Regions from separate parts of the Mus musculus genome. Here region 1 is linked to region 2. Evidence: chromatin loops called from intact Hi-C (ENCODE). Cell type or tissue: heart. All regions are shown on one strand.

Region 1 (5,000 bases), 69 kb after region 2:
TTCATAATGACATCATCTTCATAATGACATCATCTTTATAATGGCATCACCCTTACACCATGGTTTTATGCATGTCTGTGTTTTGCTATTCTGAAAAGAAACAAGGCCACAGATCCTGTGTACCTCCAAAGCATGGAAGGAGAAGAACGACAGCAGGTGGCTTGCAAACTGTAAAGCTGAGAAGGCATGGAGCCTCTCTGTCTCAGCAACAAGGACCAAGGTCATGACAGCATTCCAACAGCAACTGCTACTCTAGGGATAATTGTCATTACATGTCAGGGTGTAGCCAGAAATGTCAAGTTCAGGTCTGCTGGCGCTTGGCAAACTCAAGTACACAGGCAGTTTTAACAATTTGTCATCAGATGCTTCCCACGATGTCTTAGCCCCGACAGTGATGATATAACGCTCAGTCCTGTTTCCTGCTCCCATCCTTGGTCCCACTTCTCAGCAACAAAACAGAAAAGAGTTACCTTGCTCTCCCTCTCCCCACACTGTGTGTGTGCGTATGTGTGTGTTTGTGTGCGTCTGTGTCTGTGTATATACATGTGTGTATTGTTTGTATGACTGTATGTATGTATGTATGTATATGTGGCTATGTATATGTGTACATGTGTCTGTGTCTGTGTATACATGTGTGTCTGTATGTGTTTGTTGTATATCTGTGTTTGTGTGTATCTTTGTGTATATGTGTCTGTGTGTCTGTGTATGTCATGCAATTGAATGTACCTGTATATATGCATGTCTGTGAATGTGTCTATGTGTGTATGTCTGTATATCTGTGTGTGCACATGTCCATGTCTGTGTACATGAGATCAAATTTTGATGTCACGTGTCTTCCTTTCCATTCTCCACCTGAGTTTTTGAGACAGTCTGTCACTGAATCTGGAGCTAACCAACAGGCTCAACTGACTTGACACCAGGCCCCAGGGATACCAGTGTCTCTCCCTCCCTAGTGCTGTTTTACAAGAATCTGCTGCCATGCCATTGTGTGTAGGTGCTGGATCAGACTTAAATCCTGCTAGACAAGCACGTCATCACCGAGCCATCCCCAACCCCCTTGAGCAATCTCTCTTTAAGGAGTTGTATGAAGCAGTCTTGGGGAGAACAATTCCCTACATTCCCAATGCTCCACGCAGATCTCAAGGATGGCCCTCAAGCCACCTTTCACATAATAACCTGGCATACAAATCAGTGGACATTTTGGGCAGAACTGGCATGAGGCTCAATCTCTTGCAGAAGGTCTGTTCCCCCTTGTCAAACTGACCCAAGAGTCTCTGCCAGGTGCCAGCCAGCCTGCCATAAAACATCGAGTCCCCTGTGCGCATGAGGTGGGCCCCCACCTGCTTCAGAGAGGCATCTAGATCGCCACACAGACATCCAAATTATGGATAAAGTTAATTAGATACTCTAAAATGATTTAGGTTCATCTAAATATGGTGACGGGGAGAGCTTTAAGACAGAGTGCAGCATAAAAGTAGCCCAGGGTCAGATGCAAGCTACACATCAATCTGTTTCTACAAAGGACAACAGTGATGCATGGGTGAGTGGGAGTGGGCACAGGGATGTCTGGGCGGCTTGTTCTCAGATGGGGATTAGCAGGGAGGGAAGGGGGCTGTCTTTTCCAGCCTATCTGCAGCTATGTTGTTTTTACAAGAAAGAACCCATGGGTATACAAGATGGTTTAGCAGGCAAAAGCAAATGCTGCTATACCTGGGGACTTGAACTCAATTCCTGGGCCCCACATGGTGGAAGCAGACAATTGAGGCCTGAGAAGATGTCAGGTGACTCCCACATGCATGCAAAGGTGCACACACACACACACACACACACACACACACAAAACAATGTTATTGTTATTTTTTTTAATTTTTAAAGAAAGCACTTCTGATCATTTAAAAAGTAGGAATAAAGTCTACAGGCAACTGAAGAACAAAGGCAGGGAGGGGCCAACATCTGAAAACAAATCACATTCCACAGCTCCAGACCGACCGTTTAATCAGAGGCCTTCCAATTGACATCCCTGGTTGCTGAGCGCTATGTGAGGCTGCACCTCTGCCTCAGCGCCCCTGGCAGCTGTTTCCTATCCTTCATCCTGTTTCCTCCAAGGCCATGGAAATTTCAAGGTGGTTCTTTCTGCTCCCAGAAGCTAAGTATGCAAGGCTGCATCCACACCTTTAACCGCCCAGGCATCTTGGCTGAAGGACAGGAAGTCCCTCCCTCCCGCACAAATGCTTCTGTGGGAAGGACTTTACAGGGGTTAGGGCCAAGGGACAGGGAGAGCAACGAACACAGTTGGGAAATGGGGAATGACCCAGTGAGAAATATCCTGAACATGGGGTGGTCCTAATCTCAGGTCCACCGCTCCATCTGGTCATGTAACCCCTAGGGTAACAGTCCCTTTGTACTGTAAAATGCAACAATGTATTCACTTTTTTGTTTTGTTTGTTTTTTGTTTTTCGAGACAGGGTGTCTCTGTGTAGCCCTGGCTGTTCTGGAACTCACTCTGTAGACCAGGCTGACCTCGAACTCAGAAATCCACCTGCCTCTGCCTCCCAAGTGCTGGGATTAAAGGCATTAGCCACCACTGCCCAGCTATAAGACAGCATTTGGGGTGGATGATTTAGGCATCCATCACTTCTCAAAATCATAGTGGTGGGGAGATGACAGGGCTGGACTTCCAGCCACAGAAAAAGTACCCTTTCTTACATTTCCCAAAGTCAAGAAAAACCCAGTCTTCCTAACAGGTAGGCTTACAGTTCAGAGACTTAAAAAAGACTTAAATCCTAGCACTCCCTGATACCAATGTGCCTCCACTAACTGGACCTTCTTTGTCCTTCATGATCTCACTCACATACATGCATACATCACACACACACACACAGAGCGAGAAAAGTGGGGGGTTGTGGGGAGATGGCTGTTGAGATGTTTCCCACTCTATGGGAAATCATAGCTGAAATCCTGCTCTGGAGGCCACCACTTCAATCAAAGATGCCTTACAGAACATCTAAGTCTGCTGTGGACAGGCAAACGGGGCTACATTTAAGCTCTTCACGGAACCTCAAGCTTCCCAGAGTAAACCCCAAGCCTGGGCACTGTATCTTGCAAGCTTGGGTTATTTCTGTCAGTTCAGTACTCACTCACTCTTACACTCACCTAGCCCTGAAACTCTCCCCTTCCCCGAGGCTGGTGCCTCTGACACCAGGAGGGATGCTGGTAAGAACAAGGCAACTCCCTTTTGCATAAACAGTCCTTTGAAAAGCTGGCAAGGTTCTGTGACTTGGGAAGGGAGGGATGTGACTCTGGTAATTGAGGTGCAGTGGCCACTGGCATTCTCTGCTGGCAGCCATTCCCACAGGGCTTATAGGCGCTGCTCTTACGAAATGACTTGTTGGCTGGCTTCCTTACTTGAGTTTGTCGAGGGTGAACATCTTCCATGTGAGGTTGCTCTTTCAGGGCCATTACTCAGCGTTGTGCATACTACACAATAGACACACCCAAATGCCACTGTCACACAATGGACGCACCCAAATGCTGCTGTCACAAGCACCGGTTATCAAGAGCCTTGGTGAAGCAGGAAGTGGGTGAGTCTTGGGTACTGACTCAGATAAAGCCAGAAAATATGGCCTTGCAGGGCACCTGAAGTGCCTACCTCCCCTCTGCTGTTGAGGGCGTTCAGTGCGTTGCCCACCAAGAGAGGCAGCCGTCAAGTCTCAGGACATTCATGGAAGAACTGAGAGAAGGCATTTAAGAAGTCACTGACCGTTCCCCCCTTCTCCTTGAGGATGCTAAGAGGTAGGCTTGGCCTCCCTTCTCAGTGGCTCAGCACACAGCAGGAAGTCAATATGACCTGATATTCTCTCTCCCATTGCTCTCTGAGATATGACTTACTATCCATGAAGGGTAGGGTATCCTTGTTCACTGTGAAACCGACGCTGTCCGGTTGAAAGAGTGAGCTGGCTCTGCCAGGACAGAGATGCAGCATACTAAGAAGCCCTTTGAGTGCCTCACTCGACACTCAGCACAAGCCACAGTGACCCCATGAGTCCAACTTAAAGCACTGTGCGGCCTGAGTGGCGTGCCACATACAGATGGGGACAGTAAGGACAAGAATATGGGGACAATGAGTAAGGACAAGAATGTCTGCAGCTACTATGCCAAATTGGCACACCCGGCACATAACCACTGTGCAATACTGCAGCAGCCACAGAGAAGGCGGGGTGGGGGTAAGAAACAGGAGGAAGACTGAGCAGAGGGAAGGAGACAGACAGACAGAGAGACCGGGATGGGGGTAAGAAACAGGAGGAAGACTGAGCAGAGGGAAGGAGACGGACAGACAGAGAGACCGGGATGGGGTTAAGAAACAGGAGGAAGACTGAGCAGAGGGAAGGAGACGAACAGACAGAGAGACCGGGGTGAATTAGGTAATGTATTTTCTCTCCGGAATATAGCTTAACTACGCCTCTATAGCAGGTAATTAACCACAGTCCTCTGATGTATCCTCCACCCCAGCAACAGTGACAAGCTCTACCTGTACACAATCCCCACTCTTGCTCTGAGACTTCCAGGGCTAACCTTAGGCAGCAGCCGAGCAAGCCAAAGGTTTTCACCTGGCAGGCCTTGAGTTGATTGATCGCCTGAGACCATCCTGAACCATCTCAAGAACCAAAGACAAGACTGTCGACATTGGAGGTGAAAGCGAGTCTCAACTGGACAATAAAAAAATAAGAAATAAATAAATAATCAAGTTAATCAAGCAGAATATGGGTGTGCCTAGCTGAGCGCCCCCTGCCACACTGAGCCACTCTCTAACTCTGGGAGTCTGTAAGGAAATAGAATGGAGGCCCACATAAGGTAATCTGTTGTTACAAGAAAATTAAGAGAGGCTTATTGGCTTCTAAAACATTGTAGCTACACAATTTCCACCAGGAATGATCATTATCTACAGAGCCACAAACCTTCTAAGGAGCTCCAGTGGCAATCAGATCATTAGGAAGGTCTGC
Region 2 (5,000 bases):
TAAAATTTTCAGCTACATCTCTAGTACCACTGTTTGATTATAACATCTGGCTGGAGCAGTTACATATTGAACTATTTATGATTTACTTCTTTATGTTCCAGCTGTGACATCCTATCACATACTACCTGGCAAATGCTTTTATGTGTGCATCTACTATCATCCATGATTGCATTTGGTGATTGTCGTGATGTTATAAAACAAGGAGGACTTTAAGCAAAACAAGATCCTCTAAGTCTAAATCAATGTGAGCAAAGCTCATACAAACCCACAGGGCCTGGAGGGGTCTGCAGTGATCCTCTGCAAATACATAATGACTTCCAGCTTAGTGTTTTTATGGGATTCCTGAGTGTGAGTGGGTCTCTGATTCTTGTACCTTCTCTGGGCTCTTTTCCTTCTGCTGCTTTGCCTTGTCCAAATTTGATGTGATAGTTTTTAACTTAAATCATATTTTGTTAAAAAAAAAAAAAGAATGAATGAATGAATGAATGAATGAATGGAAAACCTAGCCACTGTCATTCTTACCTGCTGGGACAGGGACAATCAGTTTTCTCCAAGAGTGACACTTGGACAGGCTTCATGTTCAGGAGTAGTTGGCAAACATACAGTGGACTCTACAGGTTTTGGTGTGTGTGTGTGGACACTTTTATTTGACTACAGTGTGGTGGGTTGGGTTCATTTGTTATTGATTTTCTTTTTTTGGTTTATGATTGTGTTTTTGTTTTTTTTGTTTGGAGCTTTTGTTTTTGTATTTTTGTTGTTGTTGTTCCTTGAGAAAGAACTTAAAGTTGGGTAGGTAGGGAGTGGGTAGAAGATCTAGAAGGACTTGGGGAAGGAGAACATAATTAAACATATAAATCTTTAAGATGTTTAAAGTAACACAAAATAAAATAGAATTTAAAAATGTTTAAGTGAAAAACATTTCTTTAAAGGGGAGGGGGGGGGGGATGAAGCCAGGCAGTGGTGGCGCACACCTTTAATCCCAGCACTTGGGAGGCAGAGGCAGGCGGATTTCTGAGTTCAAGACCAGCCTGGTCTACAGAATGAGTTCCAGAACAGCCAGAGCTATATAGAGAAACCATGTCTCAAAAAACAAACAACAACAACAACAACAAAAGTGTGTATGGGGGGTGATGGGGTAGGGTCAGGTTGGACAGGACTAGGAAGTCACCAGGAAGTTCCTGTGCGCACACATGCATGTGCAGACCTGTGCGCACAGACACCGAGTTCCTTCCTTGGCTGCCCTTCCATCGTACATACTGAAAGCTGATCTTTCACTGACCCAGAACTTGCAGACTCCAGCCAGTCTAGCCGACCAGCCTGCTCCTGGGATCCCTCATCTTGACAGCCTGGGAGTGCAGGAGGTGTAGAGTTACCACACCTGCAGGGATCGGAGGGATCCAAACTCTGGCGCTTTCCTTGTTCAGCAAGCTCTTTATATACCAAGATATCTCCCCATTTTGAGGAACTACTATTAGCTGTTGCTATATATTTCAAAAGCAGAGTTTTACAAAATCCTTTAGCAGCGATAGAGTTTTTAAACATAATTCAGGTAAAAACCTCAGACGAAAATACAAAGAAAAGAGACATTGTGGAGGCTGTAGAGGAAGCCAGAACTTTCCCTGGACTTCCCCCAGAGCTTCCAGGAAGAGTGTGGGAGGGAGGCACCATCTGGTGTAATAATTTGAGTTGAGCGCTGCAGACAAGAGTTAAGTCTGAGTTCTGAGAATCCATTCTTAGGACGCTCCTTCAATTTAGAAGAGACATCTGCAGAGAAAAGTGCCCATCACACTAACCATGCTGTCCGAAGCTCTGCACACCATTAAGCAATGGGACTGTAACCATCTTCCAGACCAGAGAGTCAAAGCAAGCATCGTGTCTGGGCACAGAGCCCAGGTCAACAGGAAACTGGCAGGGGCCAACGCTCCTGGAACACAGCTCCTTCCTTGCCCTTTCCTGTACTCTGCTCACAGGCATGCGCTATATACTGAATGAATCACCACAGAAGCCTCTTCAATCCTGTTTGTGGGGGCTGCCCTCCCACCCCCCACCCCCAGCCAACAGATTAGTTTCTTGAAGTGCCCCAGACACTGCTGGGAATATGTTGTTGTAAGTGTAAAAACAATGACACTGGCAGAGGTGGCTACTGTGCCCCTTAACACTGCCACAGAGGCATTTAAGATGGGGGGAGGGGAGGCCTTACTAACTCCAGTCATCCTGCGCACTGCACTTCAGGCAGGTCACTGGACAATCCCAGTGGTGAAGTATGTGGACGCTGGGCTTCAGCTCTGCCTAGGAATACCTTGGAACATTTCTTTTCTGTAGTGTCATTTACGTTTGTTTCTTTCGCTCCTCTACCACAAATTCATAAAATCCCAAATGCTTGGAAGAATTTATTTCCGTCTTTAATATAAGTGCCCACACTGCCAACGGCCAGGAGTGGGTCACTTGTAAATCTGAAACCACGTTGAATACTCTTTTTCCTTGGGTTTCACATATGACACAAAACAGAAACATTTCAATTATGTGTGACTAAGAGTAAGAAAAATATACAACTCTATTTAAAACACTTAAATTAACAAGATAGGGCTTTTTCCACTCTAGCAAAATATTGTACATTCAGTTTTAAACAAGAGTTAATATGCAGACACACATTTTCAAAATACCTGATCCTAGTTGAAAATCAGTGACGATGAGGCTTTCCAAGATATTTCTAATTAGCAAAAATGTGTACACCTGGGAAGGACTGTAGGTTTCCCCCCCCCCCCCTCGAACACAGACATCAAACAGATCAACACTGCAAACTGACCAATGCCTCATAACTCTAACTCTGGTTGCTTCTGCTTCCTGAACAATACACTTTGGCTGTCAGCAAATCTTATAGCTCCTTTCCCATATACAACTGCAACACCATTCACAAAAAGCACACACTTCTTTGCATATGCTAAGTTCCATCAAAGCGTGCTCGTGAATTTGTGTATTGGCTCACCTACATGGAGGCTGTTACTGAAAGGGGGGTGGGGGGGTGGCTGGGCGCGGGTAACAGCTGATCTGTAGGTAAAGAAAGCCCTGCTACAAAGAGCCTCACACACATCATTCTGTGGCGGACGCTGCCATACTTATAAATATGTTCTATAGCTTTAAAAATCAAAGCAAAGGCTTTTCTCCTTTGGCTTTTTCAGATGCAGAAGTTGGACCACAAACTGACTATGGGTTTTATCTATGCGACAAAACCCATCAATTTCAGTCCCCGCTGTCCAAGAAAACAAAAGTGAACAATTTTGCCAATTCCTGACATTAAGTTGTCTGACCAACACCACACTTTAAAGAGCATGTCTCCATGTTCCCACAGTGGGACGGCAGAACTAGGCAGGCTGTGCCATGTCTGTCCTTCCTTCTGCCTCCACAGATGGCACCTAAGATCCACTGGATTTGATGCCCTCTGGTTGACTTGAACACTCCAGGAACAACAGTATACAACCTTAAAAAAAATGGAATGAAGTAAAGTTGCCACGGAGCACTGTGGAAGGAGTCTAAAGAAGCTGTCCACTGAGGAAGAAGGCACTTGCTAGCAGGAGACAGGCAGGAAGCTGGTGGAGCAGCCACCTCAGTGAGTCAACAGCTTGAGGCGAGTCAGCCAGCTGACCAGCAGCGACGGCTCCCCAGAGGACGCCTTGGCCGATGAGGAGGCTGATTTCTTCTTGGAACCTTCCTCCTGGAATGGAATGGTGGCACTGCTGTGTAGGTCGGAGTTGATGTAGCACCTGCTCCCTCGGATGTAGTCCGCACCTCGGACCAGGTGCCGCTCAGTCAGGGGTCTAGAGAACCGGTACATAGGAGAGGCACTTTCTTCAGTGATGGGTGTGATCCGCTCATTGCTGAAGTACCGGCAGAGGGCATCTTCCCCTGTTTTCAAGCAAAGACAAACTATCAGGACAAGAACCCCCAGATCTAACACCACACTGCCACCAAACACATGCATACCCAGCTCTCTGCCCTGCAAAGACCTATGAAGGGCTTGGCCCTCCAAAGAGAACCACAGGGGTTTGCCATCAGCGTTATGATGGTTCGATGAGAAATGCCAACACGTCTCCACTGCCAACTTATGTACTGACTGTGTATCCTCAGTGGCTGCACTGTGCTGAGAGCCTTTGGGAAGTGAGGCCTGACTAGAAGACACTTCTCACAATGGGTGGTCCTCTGCAGGCCATACCCACTCGCTCTTACTGTAAACATGGCTCGAAGCATCGAAGCATCGAGCAAGGGCCGCCCCACAACTTGAGTGCTGTACTGTCTTAACTCTTCTTTCTCTTCTGGGTTAGTTATGCTCGCCCTTTTGAGTTAATCCTCAGGACACAGGAAGAACATAGACAAATTCTTCACCAACGTGTAACCTAAGTAGCCCATAGCAAGGGATAAGGCAAAACAAAGACTTGAAAAAGATGAGCATCTGTTTGTAGCTACAGACAGAGCCTCCCTGGTTATTAGACAATCCACAAAATGAAGCCACACACTGTTCCCTGGGGTGATGAAGTACCTTGAGATGTTCTCAAGGTACACTGACCTCCCCATCAAAGGCTTTGGGGTATCAAGCTGAAAACCCATTTTAAGAACTGTCCTTTAAAAGAAAATATAAGCTTGTGAAATGGTTCAGTGTGTGTGGACACTTACTATCAAGTTCAATTCCTGAAACCCACGTGGTGGAATTAAAAAACCAACTCCTCGAAGTTGCCCTCTAGTCTCAACAACCATTCTGGCACCTATGTATTTACACACACACACACACACACACACACACACACACTCATACAACACACACAAATGCACAAGCATGCATACAGCACACACTCACACACAAACATCACACACACAAGCACACACACTCTCACACACCACAAACAAAAAACACAAACACACACAAGCATGCATGCACTCTCACACACCACACACAGACACCACACACATGCACACATCAGACACATACATACATATATACACACTTG

Evidence for each region. Hi-C counts contacts between places; a loop is a spot of excess contacts. Peaks named below come from ENCODE experiments on the same cell type or tissue, not always from the same donor. Only the 100,000 strongest peaks of a DNase experiment are listed, where the experiment ranks them.
Region 1: it touches region 2 in a loop (2.9-fold over the local background); 1 of 42 quality-filtered maps calls a loop at or near these places.

Annotation. Positions count from the first base shown.
Region 1 is chr10:7,185,948-7,190,947 of GRCm38, forward strand. The region is part of intron 1 of Cnksr3 (Cnksr family member 3); the gene reads right to left. Among named protein-coding and RNA genes, the nearest start is that of Cnksr3, 24 kb to the right of the region's middle. In heart, no CTCF peak of the experiment used is centred here; a DNase peak (open chromatin) is centred at 2,124; H3K27ac peaks cover 961 bases.
Region 2 is chr10:7,116,684-7,121,683 of GRCm38, forward strand. It overlaps Cnksr3 (Cnksr family member 3), which reads right to left. Exons shown (of 13, transcript NM_172546.2): 13 at 2,379-3,903. The coding sequence ends at 3,605. Among named protein-coding and RNA genes, the nearest start is that of Cnksr3, 93 kb to the right of the region's middle. In heart, no CTCF peak of the experiment used is centred here; DNase peaks (open chromatin) are centred at 1,898 and 3,726; H3K27ac peaks cover 1,157 bases.